2 separate regions of the Mus musculus genome follow, and region 1 is linked to region 2. Evidence: chromatin loops called from intact Hi-C (ENCODE). Cell type or tissue: heart. All regions are shown on one strand. Links, peaks and the distances in the headings refer to the core of each region. The heading gives the core; the rest is flanking DNA.

Region 1 (4,394 bases), core at 227-4,226, 200 kb before region 2:
AAAAAAACCAATCAAACCAAAAAAACCCCTAGATCAATGTGGGAAACAGCTGAGGCAGCAGAGCGATCCATCTCGCTTAAAAGAGCTCAGTCTCACCTCAGCCCCAGTTTATTCACTCTTCCACATGTTCCTCTCACATTACCTGTTTTGAGCAATCGCCAGGCTTCATGTCCCTGTCCTTACCTAACTCTTAATGGCTATAGTCCAAGGGAGAAGAGGGCCTCTTCTCCAAAGCTTGTTTCATTTTCAGCCAAAGATTGTAGAAGAGGAAACATCTATTTCTTTCATGAGAAATTTCACATGATGAATATTGGTCGGACTTTATATAAGTCAAATGAGGTAGCTAGAATCATTAGTATAGTATTTACATTTTAAAATTAGGTTTACTCATTTTATTTTATGTATGAGTGGTTTGCTTGTGTGTATATCCGCTTACCACTTACGGCGCCCACAGAGATCAGAGGAGAGGGCATCGGATCACCTGGAACTAGAGTTACTGATGGTTTGTCAGCCACCACGTGAGTGCTGGGAATTGAACTCAGGTCCTCTGCAAGAGCAATAAATTCTCTTAATTACTGGGCCATCTCTCCAGTCCCTAGCATAGTATTTTTAATCGGGATGGAGTAACATTTTAAGTGGCACCATTACTAAGGTTTGGGCACATTATTCAGCGGAATCTATATATGATGGGAATTTTTTCTTTTTCTTTTTGTTTTTTCAAGACAAGGTTTCTCTGTATAGCCCTGGCTGTTCTGGAATTTGCTGTGTAGACCAGGCTGGTCTTGAACTCAGAGATCTGCCTTCTGGGATTAAAAGCGTGTGTGCTATCATGCCCAGTTTGAAATTTTTCTTAAGGGTATGTAGCATAATCTAGGTAGGACCTTTTCTAAGCCCTGTCAGGATGAGATAGATCTTCATGTATAAAGTAATATGTCAGCCTTCAGCTCTAGTGTCATTTATGGCGACTACATATGCCCTCTCCAAATATGAGTGCTTTACTTTTGTACCTAAAATGAACAGACAGTTATGGTGCATTTCCTCAACAATAACAAAGCTGCCAGGGTGTTTTACTAGTGGTGCCATTTCTAAGCTAACATCTCTGTCCCCCAAATGATGCCCTATCATTTGTGTGTGTGTGTGTGTGTGTGTGTGTGTGTGTGAGAGAGAGAGAGAGAGAGAGAGAGAGAGAGGGAGAGAGAGAGAGAGAGAGAGAGAGAGAGATCTGAGTAGAAGTTGTCAAGTTTGGTTAGAAGGTTGCCCAAGAGGCAAACCACGCCCTCAACGGAGGAAGGACTGTCATTAAGATCTTAAAGTAGTCAACGCCCTAAGAACAGGTGAAGCTGGAAAGACCTTCTAGAAATGTGATGTCTTCGATGCCCAAGGCATTAAAAGCGTGTTTTTCATACTCTGAGACGAGGACAAAAAAAAAAAAAAAAAAAGAGAAAACATTTGGAAAAGCACTGAGACACATGAGTATCCCTTAAATTACTTGAGTGTTATGCAGATTGAATCATTTGAAAATGGTGAAAGCCAAGAAAACTACACTGGTTTGGGTGAAGAAGGAATCATAAGAAGTTGGGAATGGCAGTCCCCAAATCTACCCTCTTGGAAAGTTAAATTAAGACCAGCTTTTCGGTCTCCTCAAATGGATCACATCACGCCTTCCTTTTAGTACGCTTCTAGTGCTCTCAGAGTCGCACATTCAACGTGTCCTATGCTTTGTCGTAGTTTCCATGAAGTCAGAGAGTGAAACACCAACTTCGCAAGTATTTTGGGAACCCCTGACATTTTCAAAGCTCCTAGAAGAGAAGCCTACAAGAAGTGTGCCAGGGGAGAGCTTCTTTCGCCATGGAAGGGCCCAGCAGTGGATTGTCAAAGATGCGGCTGTCATTTGGTGAAGACAAAGACTTAAAGCCCCACTCCTCACTCTCCAAGAACTGAGGGGGCCTGGAGAAGTCACTAACCAAATAAAGTTCCCTGTTTGTTGTCTCAGACCTGGCTTGCAGAGTTTGTGAAGCGGGGCGTGGTGAGCCTCCGGGCAGATTCTGGCCACGCCCCCGTGCGGCAGTGGGCGGAGCAGGGGGCGTGCCTGCGTCCCTAGGGGGCAAGGGCGGCCGCGGAGGCCCGAGGGGGGCGGGCCTTGGCCCCGAGTGACGGCCCGCCGGCCCAACCGGTGCGAGAACCCAGGGCCTGCCTTCCTGCAGCGTCTTCCGCTCGCCGGCTGCGGCGCCTGGGACGGTTGCGGTGGGTCTGGGCGCTGGGAAGCCGTCCAAGATGATTAAAAAATTCGACAAGAAGGACGAGGAGTCTGGTACGCGCGGCGCTCCGGACGCCCACTCTCAGGCGCAAGGGTTTCCCCCCTTCCCTCGCCCGCAGCCACCTGCTCTGGGGGGCGGCCGCAGCGGCGGGGTCTGCCCGAAGCCCCTCCCCCGGCGCCGGGGCCTCCCCTCGGGCCGCGCGCTCCTGGCCGGGAGTCGCCTCGAGCGCTCGGCGGCTCCGCCCCGGCGCGTCCCCGCCCCCCGCGCCCGCCCCCCGATCGAGCCCCTCCGAGCCGGCCCTCCGTGGGGCCCTGTCGGGGGGCGAGGAGGTGCGCGCGCAAGTCTCGGTACCCTGGGGTTGCTGGTGGGGTTAGGCCCCAGGGCGAGCACCCCCTGTTTTGGGAGCTGGGGTCGACCGGGCCAGGGTTGCGTGTTTATGGACTCTGAAGGGCCTTGATTCTCCTGTTCCCAGGGGTTAAGACTGCCCGGTGGGACACAGCTCATTGAATGCTCAGGCATCCAGAAGTGACTTGCGTGTTGATACCTGTCTGTGGTGCAGTGCAAGTGGGGAAGATGCCAAGCCTCTTCAAAAAAAAAAAAAAAAATCTTCAGCTCTTCAGTGGTAGCTGCTCTCACAAGTGTGGTGGAAGGTTGGGTTAGTGGACCTTCATGGCCTCATCCTGCATGGCCTTTACATCTGTGACTCTCTGCGAAACTGTTCCTTTCTGCTTCAGTAAATGTGTGAAACACATAAAATAGGGCTTGCTTTTAGGGAAATCCATAGTGTCCTGTCATCTCATTACTCTTGGTGGTGGTGGAAACCGACACATTTGTTAACATCCATGGGATGGGGGAGGGGGAAGCAGGGAATGAAGGCACTCATTTTGGATAGGGTTCCTATATCAGGAGAAGTCCAAGATATCTCAGTATGGCAATGACAGAATTTGAACCAGAATCAAAATTACTTCATCCAACTTCTTTGCATATTAGTAATAGTTGTCCTTGTGACTTCCAAGGGATCATTCTGTTTAGGTGAGATTTCCAAGCATGCAATATCCTCCTTTAGAAAAGTCTTTGTAGTCCAGCTATTGAAGACCTTCTCTTTTTCTTATACTATAGGTAGTGGTTCCAATCCTTTCCAGCATTTGGAGAAGAGTGCTGTCTTGCAGGAGGTATGGCTTGGATGTGTACAGTGCCTTATCAATTCTGTTTGAGAATAATGGGCAAAGAACCTAGGAAGTACAAAAGTCAGGACAGCCAAAAAAACAGTGAAGGACCGTAGACCCACCTGACAGTCTGAATATCGGTCTTCCCCCACATTTGATCAAAACTAGAAATCCCTTTTTTATTTCTATATTAAAAGTGACAACGGAGTGTAGCAGTGCAGAGATTGTGGAGTAGAGGACAAGGGAGAGGCTGGGACTATAGAAACGTACAGACATATAGACTCTGTCGTGTGCTGGGGGATTTTAATGACATGTCAGGAGTGGTAAGTGCAAGGTTATTAGAAGAGCTTACAGATATTAAACTCGAGGCATTCATATGTAGACAGAGACTCTGGTCAAGTCTTTAAAGTTGAAGTTGTCAACCTAAAGGAATAAAATATAGCCAGGAAAGCAGATAATGTCTGGTAATTTATTGTACGTCATACTACCTTGAGAGCATAGACAACCTGCATTACTTGGATATTGTACTAACATATTGTTAATGCTACTAAAGATGATTTGATATCCTCTGTGATAGAACATACACAATATACAGCATACTGTTTTGCATATTTCTGTAGGCACGCATATTCAACGAAACGCCCATCAATCCAAGAAGATGCTTGCATATCTTGACAAAGATTCTTTACTTACTCAACCAGGTAAACTATTCTGATTTCCTTCGATTTGTGTATTAAGATAGAAATATATAACCTACAGTGAAGAACTTACTGAAAAGCAGAATTGTTTAAAAAAGAAAATCATGTAATTTGAAAATCCACAGTGTGTGATTAGAACAATAATGTGTGAAAGTTCTTTAATACAAGGACTGAGCCTATATTCCTTGTTTAAATTCATGAGGTATTAGACCAACTAAACATGTACATTTCAATAGATATGTTGATTTGAATTCAACAAATACTACTTAGAA
Region 2 (4,394 bases), core at 269-4,268:
ATGCCTGTGCTTTAGGCAAGCGTCCTGCTGAGGTAAGACGTGTGCTGAGGCAAGGCACGTGGAGGACACTTGATGTGTGAAAGGCATAAATGGGACTCCAAGGAATGACGGAGACAGAGCCCGGCTTGCTCATACAGTTAGCTGTGCAACACTGGTGGGTCTCGGTGGTCTTTGCTGGCCTTCACTTTCCTGAGAGAGGCACAACAGAGAACTTCTCCTTGGGTTCCCGATGGTCCCTCCTGCTGACTCAAGTTGAGGCTGGGGCCAGGCTGTCTCTGCTAGGTCTTGTCACCACTGTTGCTAAGCCAACTTTACCGAACTGGACCCCTGGTGTATCCGTGAGGTATTTGCAACTAGATCAAGCTGCCGCTGCCTGCTAACCTGTGAATTGAACTGCCGATTTCCAGACAACACTGAGTTGCTCCAAAGAACCTTTCTAAACAGGTCCATTTCCCACATATCCTTTCTTTTCTACTACCTCTGGTGGGGTGGTGGGCTACAAGGAAGGTTAAAGCATTTAAGAACCATCGTTAATAATAGGATTTGAAAAAAAAATTAAAGCTAGAGTTACTCCAACTCCAAGCTGCACAGGGGTTCGCTATGCAAAGATGTGATAAATACACCCTATCTACTCCCTTCTAACCTTTGCAGCCCCCAATCCTTCATTCTAATAGAATGATGAGTGGGAATTTTAGAAGGGTTAAAGACTAGACATGGTAAAGGGATTTAAGATAAACCTTGGTAGGTATTAAACACTAAACACAGTACAAGGGGCAGTTAGGACAATAGTCCAAGATCCTGGAGGTCCAGTCTGAATGACTTGATCCAAGATACGGCCCTAAGAGCAGGTTCCTGAAGTTGCTATGAGGCACGACAGGGTATGAGAGACCACGTTGTTGACTAGGTCATCTGCGTAGACCCTGCCATAGTTCACATGGATGTTGTTATTAACACAGAGCTAGCCAGTATGAACAAACCAATGGAACCTTTCTCTATTCCTGGAAAAAAAAACGACTTAGAGCACAGGACAAAGGGTTACTGTGCTGTTTCTTCCCTGTAAAATGAAATAGTAATTTTGATGGATTTGGTGGGACATTTAGGAGCCAAGTCAAACTGTGTGGGTAATTGTTTTGTAAAGGTGCTAGGACTTAATTTTCAGATCTGGAATGAGAACAGGTGGTGGTTGGTGGCAGGAGTTACAATGGTTTCCATGACAACGGGATCGGATTTTAGTCATCTTTCCCATCCTCCACAAAACATACTGCCGCTTTCTTCATAAGGTGCTTATTAAATACTTGTTAAATGAATGATGAACCACTGAACGGTGTGTGCTCTTTGCAATTAAGGTTGCTGTTCTTTCGCTAGACTAAAAGCTTTTAGAGCAACAATAATTACTGTGTTTACTTATGATATTTTGCATAATTTGCATAATAACTTAAGACCTGAACATAATAAACTATGCACTCTCGTTCCAGTTGAACATCCCTGGCCCAAATCATGTCCTTTGCCGTGGAAGAAGTAGCCCCGATGTTTGGTTAGAAAGACTTTACAAAGGGTTGGGGGGACCTGTGGTGAATTTGTGTTCTCTCTCCAGCCTGAGGCCAGACCCTCCCCCCCCCCCCCTTCTCAGGTCTGCGCAGGCGCCGGAGCCCCTCCCCCTTCCTTCCCGCGCTCAGGCAGGAGCTGGGCGCCAGGATCCAAGCTGCGCTAGCGGGCGTCCCGCGTTGCCCTTGGCAACCATTGAGCAGCTTTTTTTGCTCTCCCCGCCCGGGCCGAAGCAGTAAACGGAGCTTCTATTGGCTGGCCTGGGCAGCCGAGCCAATCGGAAGAGAGGTTACAGGGAGGCGGCTGAGTGGGGGCTGGAGGGGGGTAGGAAGCTAGATTAGTAGCCAGACGTGAGGCTAGAACCCCGAGCGTGGTCGGTTGGAGCAAATATGTCTGCCCGGAGGCACATTGGGAATCCTGAGGTGAGGGCCAGGTCCGGACCCGAGAGCCGGAGGGGGCGGGCGCACCGGAAAAGGCGCCACGTGGGCAGGGACGAACAGCCGGCCACTTCCGCCGCCCGGAAGGCGGGAAGTGGCCAGCGTGAGGAGGGGGCCGAGCGCAGGGCCTGGGGCGGGGCAGGCCGAGGCTCCACGTCAGTGGCACCCGCCGGTGCCGGGCGTGCTCGCCCCACAAAGACCCACCGGACACCGACGTTCGAGGCTTGGAGGAGCCAAGTACATAAAGACACAGCCCCTGCCCTCAAAGAGTTTACAGTCTAGGAGTGACACCTGCAAACAAAGTAAAAATCAAAGACCCCCAAAACATGGAAGGAGGTGAAGGGGCCCATCACTTCTGAGTTGGGGTACCCCAGGCCAAGCCGCCCTTGCAAAGGGAGCAAAATAGGGCCCTTTGTTCTCCTTTACCCTCAGTGCCCTTGTGCATTTGTAGCAGTTTAATGTCACCCAGTGTTATTTGACCCTTACCAAACAAGTAACCAGACCTACAAAGAGAACGACAGAGTCTCTACAGTAGAGTTCAGTCTAGTGATGGAAATTGGTGAGCTTCGGGAGAGAGATGGAGGAGGAAAGACAGCACTCAAGCTGAGAGAAGGAGGGGCGTTCTTGAGCTGAAAAGGCCCCAACCCATCAAGGCCACTCGTGAGTCAGGTGAAGAGCTTGCTAGAACAGCCTGTGTAAAGCCAAGGAGAGCTTCAACTCCGACCAAGTCCCAGTAGGAGTCTACAGAACAAAAGGCAATTTGAGAGGGGCCTTCTGCACCTTCATAGCAAACACCAGTTGTAGGTCTTGGATTTCTTGTTGAATGCCTGGTGTCGGAAACTGTGGCATGTGTATTGGAGTGCCATGATAGTAATGTCTGTTATTTTGGTGGGGTTTTTTGTTTGTTTGGTTGTTTTTTGTTGTTGTTGTTTGGTTGGTTGGTTGTCTCTGAGACAGTCTCACTATGTAGCTCCAGCTGTCCTGGAACTCACTATGTGGACTAGGCTGGCCTCAAACTTAAAGAGATCCACCTGCCTCTGCCTCATAGATACTGGAATTTAAAGGCATGTGCCGCCACTACTAAACCTTGATAGTGATGTGTAAATATTACACAGTGTCACTTACATTTGGAGTCTAAAGTCCAACTCAGTGAAGTAGAAATTAGAATAATGGTCACCAGAAGTTAGGGATATAGCGTCTGGGACAAAGAGATGCTGGTCGCAGGGTAGAAAGTTTGTTAGGAGAACTAAACTTTTGAGATGGCACAGGAGATGACACAGCAGGGTGACTAAAATATAAATTTAATGTACATCTCAGATTAGCCAAGAGAACATTCCAAACCTCTCCTCACAACAAGGGAGGTAATGACGATATTTACTAACTTAATAATTGCACAGTGTGTGCATGTCAACCTTTTTTTCCTAGAAATAAATTATGTTTTGTCAACTAAAATAATATCAATATTAGATGCCTGTGATGGGGTGGGCTGGGTAGTTCAAGATTGGGAATACCATTATCCTGCCTACTGGTCAGCACGCAAGAAGCTTCTAAGGAGTTTTAGTCATGTGCTCAGACTTGCATTTTAGGCACCATCATAGCCACACTGTGGTGGATGGAGTTGGACAGGCTGTGTCGAGGAGCGGAGACATTGATGAGGTGGTTATGTTGCCATATGTCTGAACTGATGCTAGGAAGTCGGGGCAGAATGAAAGAGAACTATTAGGTGTAAAACCCACCATCAAGCATGATCGCCCTTGAGAGAGGGCATCAAGGCAGATGACTTCCATCCCCAGCTGGGACCATTCATGGGCTCTCCTGAAGGAAGCCGGAAATATAGGACAAAGAGTCCGTCAGAAGAGGAAGGATGTAAACACTTGCTGTCTTTACTGCCTTCTTTGAGTGGAGGGCCACTTCCAGGAATTCTTGAGAAAGAATGCATATGTGTTTTTGTACCCAAAATATCCTATCTAAAACTGTCTCCATTCTACATTCTTATTCTTCTTTTTTTTCCCCTGAGTGTGTGGCTGAAGATAGATTTCATGGTTGGAAAACAACATCTTGAAAACATTGTGCTGTGACCCAGCAGCCAGTGTGTCTGTAGAAAAATCCAAAGCCATCCTGTTGCTTTGTGACTTGTTGTTCCTTTCAGGAAGCTTCATTTTGTTCCCTGTGTTAGAACATTTCACAAAGGATTCCTTGTTATGGCCTGTTCTCATTCACTTTGATAAACACCAGAACCTTATATCTTTCTAGTCTGTAAATTTTTTCTTGAGTTATTTTACAGTTGACTTCATTTCCTCCACCCTCTTTCTCGGGTTCAGCATTTTGATATTATACCCATATAAACTGGTTCTGATTTTTTTCCACTTCTATCTCCTATTTTTGTCTTTCTGCTTTAAGAAATTTAAGTTT

Evidence for each region. Hi-C counts contacts between places; a loop is a spot of excess contacts. Peaks named below come from ENCODE experiments on the same cell type or tissue, not always from the same donor. Only the 100,000 strongest peaks of a DNase experiment are listed, where the experiment ranks them.
Region 1: a loop joins it to region 2, with 2.7 times the contacts of the local background. A loop is called at or near these places in 2 of 42 quality-filtered maps.

What each region holds. Positions count from the first base shown.
Region 1 is chr6:30,894,578-30,898,971 of GRCm38, reverse strand. Copg2 (coatomer protein complex, subunit gamma 2) reads left to right here and starts at 2,178. Exons shown (of 24, transcript NM_017478.3): 1 at 2,178-2,311; 2 at 3,378-3,430; 3 at 4,045-4,125. The coding sequence starts at 2,275. Tsga13 (testis specific gene A13) reads left to right here. Exons shown (of 8, transcript NM_054073.2): 8 at 1,729-1,991. The coding sequence ends at 1,898. In heart, for the core only: a CTCF peak has its summit at 2,222; a DNase peak (open chromatin) is centred at 2,151; H3K4me3 peaks cover 1,880 bases; H3K27ac peaks cover 1,884 bases.
Region 2 is chr6:30,691,210-30,695,603 of GRCm38, reverse strand. It overlaps Cep41 (centrosomal protein 41), which reads left to right and starts at 1,855. Exons shown (of 11, transcript NM_031998.3): 1 at 1,855-1,967. The coding sequence starts at 1,935. In heart, for the core only: no CTCF peak of the experiment used is centred there; a DNase peak (open chromatin) is centred at 1,803; H3K4me3 peaks cover 1,514 bases; H3K27ac peaks cover 3,090 bases.